Linked DNA regions of Homo sapiens: region 2 is linked to region 1. A link is a loop called in an ENCODE intact Hi-C map of the cell type or tissue named here. Cell type or tissue: Caco-2. All regions are shown on one strand. Links, peaks and the distances in the headings refer to the core of each region. The heading gives the core; the rest is flanking DNA. Region 1 has its middle 190 kb from the start of KLF5. Region 2 has its middle 140 kb from the start of KLF5.

Region 1 (5,389 bases), core at 312-5,311:
AGAGTATATTATATATCTGCTGATTTTTAAATGCGGAATATCATTTCTTGTCATGATTTTCTGCTACTGCACATGGGCTCTGGGTCTATGCAAGGAAAGTGTCAATAATTTGAAACCATTGACACTTTCTGTTATGTCACTAACAGCCTTTGGCCAATAAGTGCTAAGCAAGTTTTTGGTGAGGAGACTTTGGTCCAACACGTTGTTGGTACAACCTTGGGCCAACCTGTTAACTGAAATGCATCATCATGACATCTGGGTAAAGAGGAGTCAAATACTTAGTGCCCTTTGTGTTTCTTCCATACCGCAAAATAATCTCTACATGTAACTAACAAATGAACTTTCCCAGCACACTGTTTTTGTTGTAATATCACAGATTTAACTTGTGAGCATCTACAGGGTTGGGGTGGGGTGGCATGGTGTTGAAGTCTGTAAGAGTGTTTATGCAATTGCCTTTCCCAGTAAGGGACAGTCATTTAAGAAGCAATCTACATCAGAGAATGTGCTACATCAGAGAATGTTTGTCCACATTTTCCATTGTTCTATCATTACCACATGTGCAATTTTTATTCTTAACAGCATGTTGAGTTTGTCAACTTTTCAGTAAAAACAGGGCCTTGCACTAAAAGATGTCCTGCAATAGGACTGAGAACAATAATCACGTACCAGGTGCCCATATAGCATGTTGGTGTCAATATTTGAAAAACAGAGCATCAGTACCCTGGCCTGAAGGCATTATAGCGCGGATTGTTTATCAGAGTGATGGCACTTTCTAGGAAAGGAAAATGAGAAGAAGGCATATTTCAAGAAAAAGAACTGATTGTTGCAGCTAACACAAAAGGTTTAAATGGATTTTTTCTTATATTATTCTCTCTTGGTTTTTCTCAACATATTTTTCTCAATATATTGTCATACAATACCATGTACATTGTTACTTTTATTCTTTCATTCATTTAACAATCATGTGTTGGTTGCTATGTGACAGGAAATGGCTAAAGATAAAGAAATATGATCTTAAAGGATTTGCTGTCAAGTAAGGGATATACATTGACTGGGAATTAGAGAAATGGAGTAGAAGTAAAAACAAGGTGACATGGGAGCACCTAGAAGGGCCTATAGAAGTATCTAGGAGAGGAGCCAGGCATGGTGGCTCACGCCTGTAATCCCAGCACTTTGGGAGGCCGAAACGGGCAGATCATCTGAGGTCAGGAGTTTGAGACCACCCTGGCCAACATTGTGAAACCCTGTCTCTACTAAAAATACAAAGAATTAGCCAGGCATGGTGGTGTGAGCCTGTAGTTCCAGCTACTGGGGAGGCTGAGGCAGGAGAATCGCTTGAACCTGGGAGGCAGAGGTTGCAGTGAGCCAAGATCATGCTACTGCACTCCAACCTGGGTGACAGAATGAGACTCAGTCTCAAAAAAAAAAAAATTGTCTAGGAGAGGGAGGGGAAAGGAGAAAGATAATCATGGCTTTCTGAGTCTTGAAGGATACACACAAGTGGATCAAAGGGGAATGACCACTTTAGGCAGAGGGAAGAGCCCAGAGACATCAGCCTTCATGAGTGTTCAGGGAGTGGCAAGTGACATGTGAGGATGGAGCATCAGGCGAGGAAGGCTTGTGGCCCAGGGTGAGGCCAATCAAGGTCTGGAAGCCTCACAACCCAAGACTCTGGTGCCCCAGCAAGAAGTGAACTTCATCCTGGTGGTTCTGGGGAGGCACTGAAAAGTTGGAGACAGGGAGAGTTAGAATGTGATTCCCATGTCAGGAAGATGACTCTAAAGGCCAAGTGGAGTTTGAACGGCAGGCTGCCGTGTTCCAGGTCAGAGATGATGACTGCAGTGGCAGTGGGCATGGCAAGAAGAGGAAAGATGGGAGATGTTTAGACTGTAAAATTAAGAGAGCTTGTTAAGTGATTGAATGTGGAGGCTTAAGGAGAGGAATGGCCAGGGATGATTTTTATGTTTCTGACTTGTGTGACTAACATTAAACAAAATAAGGAATATAGGGGAATCATCTTTGAAGGAAAGATGAGTTTGAGATGCCTGAAAATTGAAAATGATATGCCCATTAATGCAATAATACTGGCTAACATTTATTGAAAGCTCAGTATACACCAAATATTGTCATAAATTGTATATTTTGATCAATTTAATTCCCACAGCCACCCTAACAGCTATTGTTAGTTTATTTCATCAAATCTAAGGTACCATCCATTGTAAGACACATCTTGATTCAAAGATGTTAAAACGTCCCTCTTAGAATTAATACAATATCGTATTATTCCTATTTTATAGATTTAGAAACTGAGGCAGAGAGATTAAGTAATTTATCCAAAGTCACATAGTAAATGGAGGAGCTGGGCTTCATAAGCAGTCAATGGAGGAGCTGGGCTTCATAAGCAGTCAATGGAGGAGCTGGGCTTCATAAGTAGTCTGCCTTTCAAAATTTTTCATTTAATCACTGTACTACATCTCTTGTTGGTACATATGAGTCTGAGGAAAGTGATCTGGGATGGAGATAGAGATCTGAGAGTCATCAATCAAAAATTCTCCATTAAATGGCAGAGGTGGAGATAGCGTTTATAGTACATAACGAATAAAGTTGCGATAAGGTCCTTTAAATTAAAACTGAAATAACATTGATAATTACAACCAAATGCCCCTTTTGATACATTAAAACACCTCAAAAAATCAGAGTACACATATTTCAGGCATTTTTTAAATAAGAGAAACTAAAGATACAACATAACGAAGTTGATCAGAATTTCCCAATAAAAATTATAAGTTTTCAGAGAGGAGGCTGTGGCGCAGTTGATTTTTTTAACCATCAGCTTCTGAGTTTCCTAAGCACATGGCCATTTCCTCACTTGTTTTGTGAAATGACAGCCGAGAGGTGGAGTGGAATGGAAATCTAGAAATCATTGCCATGCAAATATGCAGAAGCAAAGCTGTATGTTTGCATGTAAAGCTCATGGTATCTGCAGTCCTGGGAAGAATTAAATTCCTTACCTGTGGGCAGGTGTGTATTTGGCCACATGCCTTTACTTATTAGGCAAGACAATGTCCCTCAGTGCAGTGAGTCACTGCTTTTGGAAGCAAGCCTTCTGCCTCAAGAGTAACAACTTTGTTTTTCAGGCACAGTTTGTTTCCCCCACCTCGTCCCCCACTCCTCTCTCTCCTCCTTTTCCTACTGATTATCAGATCCTAGTGGAGGAAGAAGAAGGGAAGAACTTACGGGTTTTAAAGACAGAAACCCAGTTTACAGAGTTGCAAAGGAAATAGGAAAGCAACATTTGGAGCCCAGTTCTGAGTTTGCTTTAAGCTTTAATCAGGCAAGAAGAATAAGCTGGGAACAGCTCCAAGGAGGTAGGTTGCAGAAAAGCAGTGTCTCCATGGCCTTCTCAGCAAGCTCAGGTGCAAAAGATAAGTGTACATCGTCTTTGAAAGGAGAAGAGTCTTTGAAAGTAGAATAGTCAGGGAAAGAGGGCTGCTTCGGTAGCCAGCCTTCCAGATGGGGTCAGTATGAACAGCCTCACGAGCAGCTGCAGTTTAACCCAAACAATCACACATGTTTGTAAGTGCCTTTGGTCCAACTTGCTGATAGTGTAATGACAATAAACAGAGCAAATGAAGTAGCCACTCCAGCAAGGAATGAGTTTTCGAAAGAAGAAGCCCATGTTTTTGAGAAGAATGTTTCTAAACTTCATTTAATTTGCTGCATTTGGGCCCCTGAAAAAAAATTGATGATAGCTCACATTTTAATTTGCTGTGGTTATTTAATCTCACTCTAGTTAAATCATCTTCACCAACTGTTTTTTTTAAAAGCTTAAAAAGATTGCCTGTTTGTTTACATAAGGGTATTTGGGTAGGAAAGAATTCCATTTCTATTTCTTTAGCTATCATGGGCATAATACAACTGTCTCTATATTTTACTTTCTCATTTATTTTCTACCATGACCTCTTCTATTACCCCAATGATGCATATTAAATAATCAGATTAGCTAGGTGATAAACTGCCTTATGTAAATTTTTTGAAAAGGTGGTGGCTTATAAATACATTCCAAGATAAATAAAAATAGTTAAAGTACCAAAGCCATCTTTGAGAAGATGAAAACAATTTTTTTTCGCTAGAGTGGAGTTTGGCAGAGAGAAGGCCTGAGGCATAGAGGGAAAACAATCATTTTCTGAAAGGTAGAAGTAGGTGATGGACTGAGAGGTGAGTGTCCCGGAGCAGGGAGCTCAGGCAGGGCATGGGGCAAAAACTTCTTAGAGAATGTATCAGAAGTTATAATCTGCAGCTGCTAATAGGGACTGTGAAATAGTGTCTTCCACAAGATGAGGGTTTACGTTGATCTCATTTAAGTCCAGATGTAGGCAAGCTGGTCTGTTATATGGCGGCTCCCTGATGTCATCAGGAATCAGGCTCTCTGCTCTCATCCTCAGGCTCACAAAATGGTTGTTGCAGCTCCGGCAATCACAACCATGACTCAAGAAGAAAAAAGAGGAAGAGCGGCATGAGCGAAGAGGATCTGCTGATTAAGGCAGTCTCCTTTATAGAGTGTCCCCTGACGTGCCACCACATCACATGCCTGTCTGGGAAAGGGCTAAGAAAGGTAGTTTTCTGGACTGGGCACCTGCCTTCCTTTCCCAGTGGTTCTGCTAGTAAGGAAATAAGGGTAATGCTAATCAGATAAGATTTAGAAGTCTTTATCATAATGCAGTAGGAAGGAAAGCAGTAGATTAACAGTACTGAAGGCAAACCTTGCTTATTTTATTTTAGCAAGGATCAAAATTTTCAGAAGCCAAAATGTAAATGTTGCCTTTTTGTTAAGATAATTTAGCTCTGGACACTACTAATCAATACTACAACATGACACTGCTTCGAGGGCTGGCTGGGTTATCAAGGCAACAATTAGAGAAAATTCAGATTACTGAAGAATTAAATGTTGATACTCACTGATCTCATAATTCTATAGAGCTATACTTCTAGCAAGAAGGTTACTATCATTATTACTATTTTGGATGGTGTTTGAGAGTCAGGAGATGAATGTGGAGCTGCCTCATTTTCTTTAAAGCAATTTTTCAGAGGTCACTTAAATAGCTAAATCCGCCTCCCTATATCCCACTATGATAGGGACAAAAGGCTCCAGGGGCCCCAGCATTTGAGAACTTGTAGTCACTAGAACTTTTCTAATTGATGTCCATGGGTAATAAATGACTTTGTGCAGTTGGTTGTGGTATTTATGCTTTAAGGAAAAGTAAACCTCTGATATCTATCTTGCAGCTCTTTGTCTACTGACAACCATTGATCTCTTCTCAAAAACTTCCAGTGACACACACATGTCCCTCATCTCCACCTATCATACACAAATGGGATTTAAGAAACA
Region 2 (5,389 bases), core at 261-5,260, 50 kb before region 1:
GGTGGTCTCAAACTCCTGAGCCCAAGTGATCCTCTGCATCGGCTACCCAAAGTGCTGGGATTGTAGGTGTGAATCACCATGCCTGGCCTGACTTCCTATTATTGGAAATGCCTGTTATGAGATGTGAGGATTTAAAAAACTTACATCTTTATCTACTTTTATCCCATATGTAATTTGCTTTTATTTCTGAAACATTGCAGCCAGTTCATGGAATAAAGGGAATATTCTTAGATACTTTCTAGGAGCCGTCTGTCCTTTGGCTGCAATCTGGTTGGTCCTCCCCACCCCACTCCAAGGCAGTTCCCCAGCTGGCATTTGGGACTTCTCTCTTTTGTTCTGCTAGGTTGAATTGACTGTTTTCTAAATCTTGTATTTTCTTCTTTTCTTGCTTTTTTTTTCATCCACACTTTGTGTAGTAAATCCTTAAGAAACCTTCTAACAAACATTGCCTTAGAGGAAAATGTTTTTAGTCCTCCTTGATTTATATTTGGTTTATAGTTCTGTTGGATAAAGAATTCTATGTCAAAAATCATTTTCCCTCAAAGCAATGAAAACCATGTCCCAGTGTCTTCAGGTGTCCAGGGCCAGTGAGCCATCCTACATGAGCGTGATTCTCATTCTTTTGCAGATGAGAATCTCTGTAAGATTTTCTTTTTTTTTTTGAGACGCGGTCTCGCTCTATCACTCAGGCTGGAGTACAGTGGCATGATCTCGGATCACTACAAAATCTGTCTCCCGGGTTCATGTGATTCTCCTGTCTCAGCCTGCCGAGTAGCGGAGATTACAGGTGCCTGCCACCATGCCCGGGTAATTTTTGTACTTTTAGTAGAGACGGGGTTTCACCATGTTGGCCAGGTTGGTCTCCAACTCCTGACATAGGTGATCTGCCCACCGCAGCCTCCCAAAGTGCTGGGATTACAGGCATGAGCCACCGTACCCAGCCTCTGTAAGATTATCAAGTCTTCTTTTTATCCTTAGGGTTTGGAAATTTTCCAATGAGATGGTTTAGGAGAGGACATTTTAAATTTATTTACTGGGTACTTGGTGGGCCCTTTTAATCTGGAAGCATTGGTTCTTCAACTTTGGTTCTCAGTCTTCAGTGAGATATAATTCACATATCATACAATCTACTCATTTAAAATTTACAATTCTATGGATTCTTTACATACGCTCTGTCTTTATGTGATAGCAATGCAGTACTTAATAAAAATTTGAATGTGGCAAATTGACCTCATATAGAAACTACTATTACAGCCATATGCATAGCCTTAATATTTACAAGCTTACAACTATGATTTAGACTTTTCCTCTGCATCTGAAAGAGTGGGATGAAAATCTTATGGGTATTTTTTATTTGCATGGAGTTTTCTGTTAATTGACACTATGCCCAAAGACAAGTCACTCCTCTCTTTCTCTTCATCTACCAAGTAGAATTTACAATCTCTTCGGAGTGTAATACTGTAAACTCATTTGCTCCTCAGGATTAAAGAAAATAAGTTTCTGATGTTCAAACAAGTCGTCTAAAATAACATAAGGCTGGGTGCAGGCCAGGTGCGGTGGCTCACGCCTGTAATCAAAGCACTTTGGGAGGCCAAGACGGGCAGATCACGAGGTCAGGAGTTCGAGACCAGCCTGGCCAGCATGGTAAAACCCCATCTCTACTAAAAATACAAAAATTAACTGGGTGTTTGGTGCACGCCTGTAGTCCCAGCTACTCGGGAGTATGAGGCAGGAGAATCGCTTGAACTCAGGAGGGGGAGGTTGCAGTGAGCAGAGATCGTGCCACTGCATTCCAGCCTGGTAACAGAGCAAGACTCTGTCAAAAAAAAAAAAAAAAATGCTGGGTGCTGTGGTTCATGCCTATAATCCCAACACTTTGGGAGGCTGAGTTGAGAGGATCACTTGAGCCCAGGAGTTCAAGGCCAGCCTGGGCAAGATAGTGAGACCCCATCTCTACAAAAAAATAAAAAAAAAATCAGGTGTGGTGGTACATGCCTGTAGTCCCAGCTACTTGGGAGGCTGAGGCTGGAGGATCACTTGAGCTCAGGAGTTTGAGGTTACGGTGAGCTGTGATGATACCACTGTATTCCAGCCCGGGCAAAAGAGTAAGACTCTGTCTGAAAAGAGAAAAAAAAATTAACATCCGATTGGACTCCATTTTCATATGGAGAAGGATGCCATCTGTCCTCTGTTCATGATCACTACCTTGTCCTGTCCTGGGAGACTGTGTAAGTCTAAGGAAATGATTGACTATCAAGTGGTAATTCATACTATTTGCTGTGAAAGGAATAAATTGCATTGCTCTCAGGTTTGCCCACTGTTTCTTTTACAAGGTGTTTCACAGCTGCAGCTACCAATCAGAAGCATTGGTGCTCTGCCTCTTAGCCCCCAGGATGGTTTTCTTCTGAGTAGTTTGGGCCAGGTTACATAGTGGCTGGATGCCCAACACTTGCTGAATACACAACTTGCTGGGGTTGTGCTTAATAGGCATTTTGTAGTGAATGGACAAATGAGTCTGACAAATGTTGGATGATTTCTTTTTCCCAAGGTTGAGCTCAGTTTCTGCAGGGATGTTACATGTTTCTATGTGTGGTCTTGAAAAAGCCTTCATTGTTCATCACGATTTCCTCATTGGCAAATAGGGAGGCCTATAATGGCTTAATCAAATAGCTACTGTGGCCTGATCAAACAAGGAACTTCAGAAAACGAATGCTCCAAATGGTTTCATTTGTCAACACTACTATATTCATGGGTGGGACAAACACACACATACATATGCACACATACACATGCACACACACAGTTGCTAGTGTGAGGCCTCATTCCTTTGCCAGCCTTAACATCTATCATTGCATTCCAGACCCTATGTTATTTAACTGATAATGAGTTACAGGCTTAAAATGATATGCCATAGAATGAGTCATTATACGCATAGGCATATTTCTATCATCCAAGAGGGCTTCTTTTAATTAGACGTCTGAGAAACTTTAAGAATGTGGATTTGTTAGTCTAAATTGTGGGAGAATAATTCTTCCCTCAGCGAGTTCTGAGTTGAGCTGCACATGGTGTTGGTTGTGGTTGTCTCCAGTGAATTGCATGTCCACTTATTTAGTTTTTAGTCGGTGTTGGTTTGATGTTGATGGTGTTTAAAACTTAAATAATTCTGGATTTTATGATATATTGATTTTCCAAGAGGACTCATCTGAGCCAGGATTCCTACAGATGCAATTCCATCCGGAAATTTTGGAGAGAAATAAAACTTAATCTCAAGCCTCCAGTGTGTCCTAGAGACTAAATTTCTTGGCAATCCTTCTTTTCTGACTTTTTTCTTATTTCACCCAACGTCCTTTTAATAATCTCCTTCTCTTTCTTCTTCTTTGAACCAACACTATGGTGCCTTTAAAATGTATTTAAACCTCAAAAAATAAAGGCACTTTGTAGTTCTTAGAAGTAATGTCCTGTCTGTGAATTGAGACCAGGTCATTTCTACTTTCAAACCTGTATTTTTTTTTTTTTTTTTTTTTTTACGGTATAGATAGTCCGTGTTGAAAAAATGGCCCCACTGTAGGATGGGTTCTTAGCCCACTGCAGGATGTCTAATAACTACTGCATTTTAGAAATCTGGGGATTGTGAAAAATGAAATTATTGACGCTATGAATGGTTAGGAAAAAAGATATCAAGAGTCTTAAACTATGTGTTTATTTGTTTATGAAAAGGTTTAAGGGTTGCCAGGTGCAGTGACTCATGCCTGTAATCCCAGCACTTTGGGTGGCTGAGGCAGTTGAATCACCTGAGGTCGGGAGTTTGAGACCAGCCTGACCAACATGGAGAAACCCTGTCTCTACTAGAAGTACAAAACTAGCCGGGCGTGGTGGCACATGCCTGTAATCCCAGCTACTCGGGAGGCTGAGGCAGGAGAATTGCTTGAACCTGGGAGGTGGAGGTTGCGGTGAGCTAACATTGCGCCATTGTACTCCAGCCTAGGCAATGAGCAAAACTCCATCCCCCCACCCCGAAAAAAAAAAAAAAGTTTAAGGGTTCTGGAATAAATTCAGCCCTTAATTCGACTTGTGAGCCCTCACTGAAGCAAACGGCTACCGTGGTATCTCGATTGAAGTCTTTGGAAAACATACAGAATGTGTTGATAGCTCATATTATATCACACTGTAACTTGGGTGTTTGGCAGGGAAACATACTTCTCTCTTTTGAAAAAAATTAATATTTACTTGATTTCCTGATAAAAGGAATACTACAAAAGAGTATTGCAAAACCTTGAAGGTTTGGCACAGTTTCCCATGTGGGTGGAAAAATGTTGCTCTGAAGCCAGACTGGAATTGTTCATGAAATATAACATTAAAAATACGTTTTTAAAAGAAGAAGCTTGATCCTGGAAAGAAAATACATATATAATATATAAAACAACAAAGTTATGGACTTTACCAGCATGTATTATAGAAACACAATGACATAATCATGATGCCATGAAAATGGCAATCTCTGATATTAGATAATTAGGCTTTCTTTATTATGCTGATTTTAATCTTTATCAGAGTCCCACTGTGTTTGGATCTATGTCTATTTCATGTAATTGTCTATATCTTGCTCCTACTGACATTCTCGACCTTTGCTATATAGCCCAGCACAAACAGCCATGATCGCTTCTTGCTTCTCAAAAAAGAAAGCTACTTAAAACTGGAAGGTGTATTCAGGTCTTTGTTCTTATTGGGCTTATAAACATTTACGCATTGGGATGTCCCAAATCCAGAGCCAATATGTCTCCTCCTCCTCCAGCTTCCCTCTTTGAACTCTTGCTGTTAGCTGATTTCCATATGTCCCCCTTTTACTCAAGCAGAACCACTTATATAAAAGCTTCAGCATAGTAATGTTTCCCCCTTATGCCACACAATAAATATATGGGACAAGGGAGGGTGAAGAGGTTTGTGAAAGGAAGTTGGTAGGACAAATGATTGTTTTCAATTAATGATTTATTTATTTATTTTTGTTCTTTAGTTGAGGGGGCATATATTAAAGTGTTATTTCCTAAGCTTAGTTTCATAGATCTGTATTAGTCTTTCCATTTGTAACTATCTGTTCTTTCTACAGAACACAACAAATACAAGGGCTGCAGTTTCAGAAATTCCCTATGAAGGAAAGATGGCTACTGCAAATCACCATTCTTACCCCATCTCCTAGATTCTGGGACTGGGTGTATTAGTGGTGTTTCTTTCTCAGTGGCATGTAGTTAGTCCATTTCCCTAATAAATTAGAGAAATGATTTCTTACTAAACAAGGGAGTGAAAAGAGCGAGTTGGGAATTGCACCAAACAAAGGGTAAACTATAGCTTAGCAGGAGAAGTGGGTGAAACAGATGATTAACTTTCCTGAGTA

What was found. Hi-C counts contacts between places; a loop is a spot of excess contacts. Peaks named below come from ENCODE experiments on the same cell type or tissue, not always from the same donor. Only the 100,000 strongest peaks of a DNase experiment are listed, where the experiment ranks them.
Region 2: it touches region 1 in a loop (4-fold over the local background); 2 of 110 quality-filtered maps call a loop at or near these places.

Annotation. Positions count from the first base shown.
Region 1 is chr13:73,245,839-73,251,227 of GRCh38, forward strand. No RefSeq gene overlaps it. Among named protein-coding and RNA genes, the nearest start is that of KLF5, 190 kb to the left of the region's middle. In Caco-2, for the core only: no CTCF peak of the experiment used is centred there; a DNase peak (open chromatin) is centred at 3,033.
Region 2 is chr13:73,196,389-73,201,777 of GRCh38, forward strand. No RefSeq gene overlaps it. Among named protein-coding and RNA genes, the nearest start is that of KLF5, 140 kb to the left of the region's middle. In Caco-2, for the core only: no CTCF peak of the experiment used is centred there; a DNase peak (open chromatin) is centred at 2,798.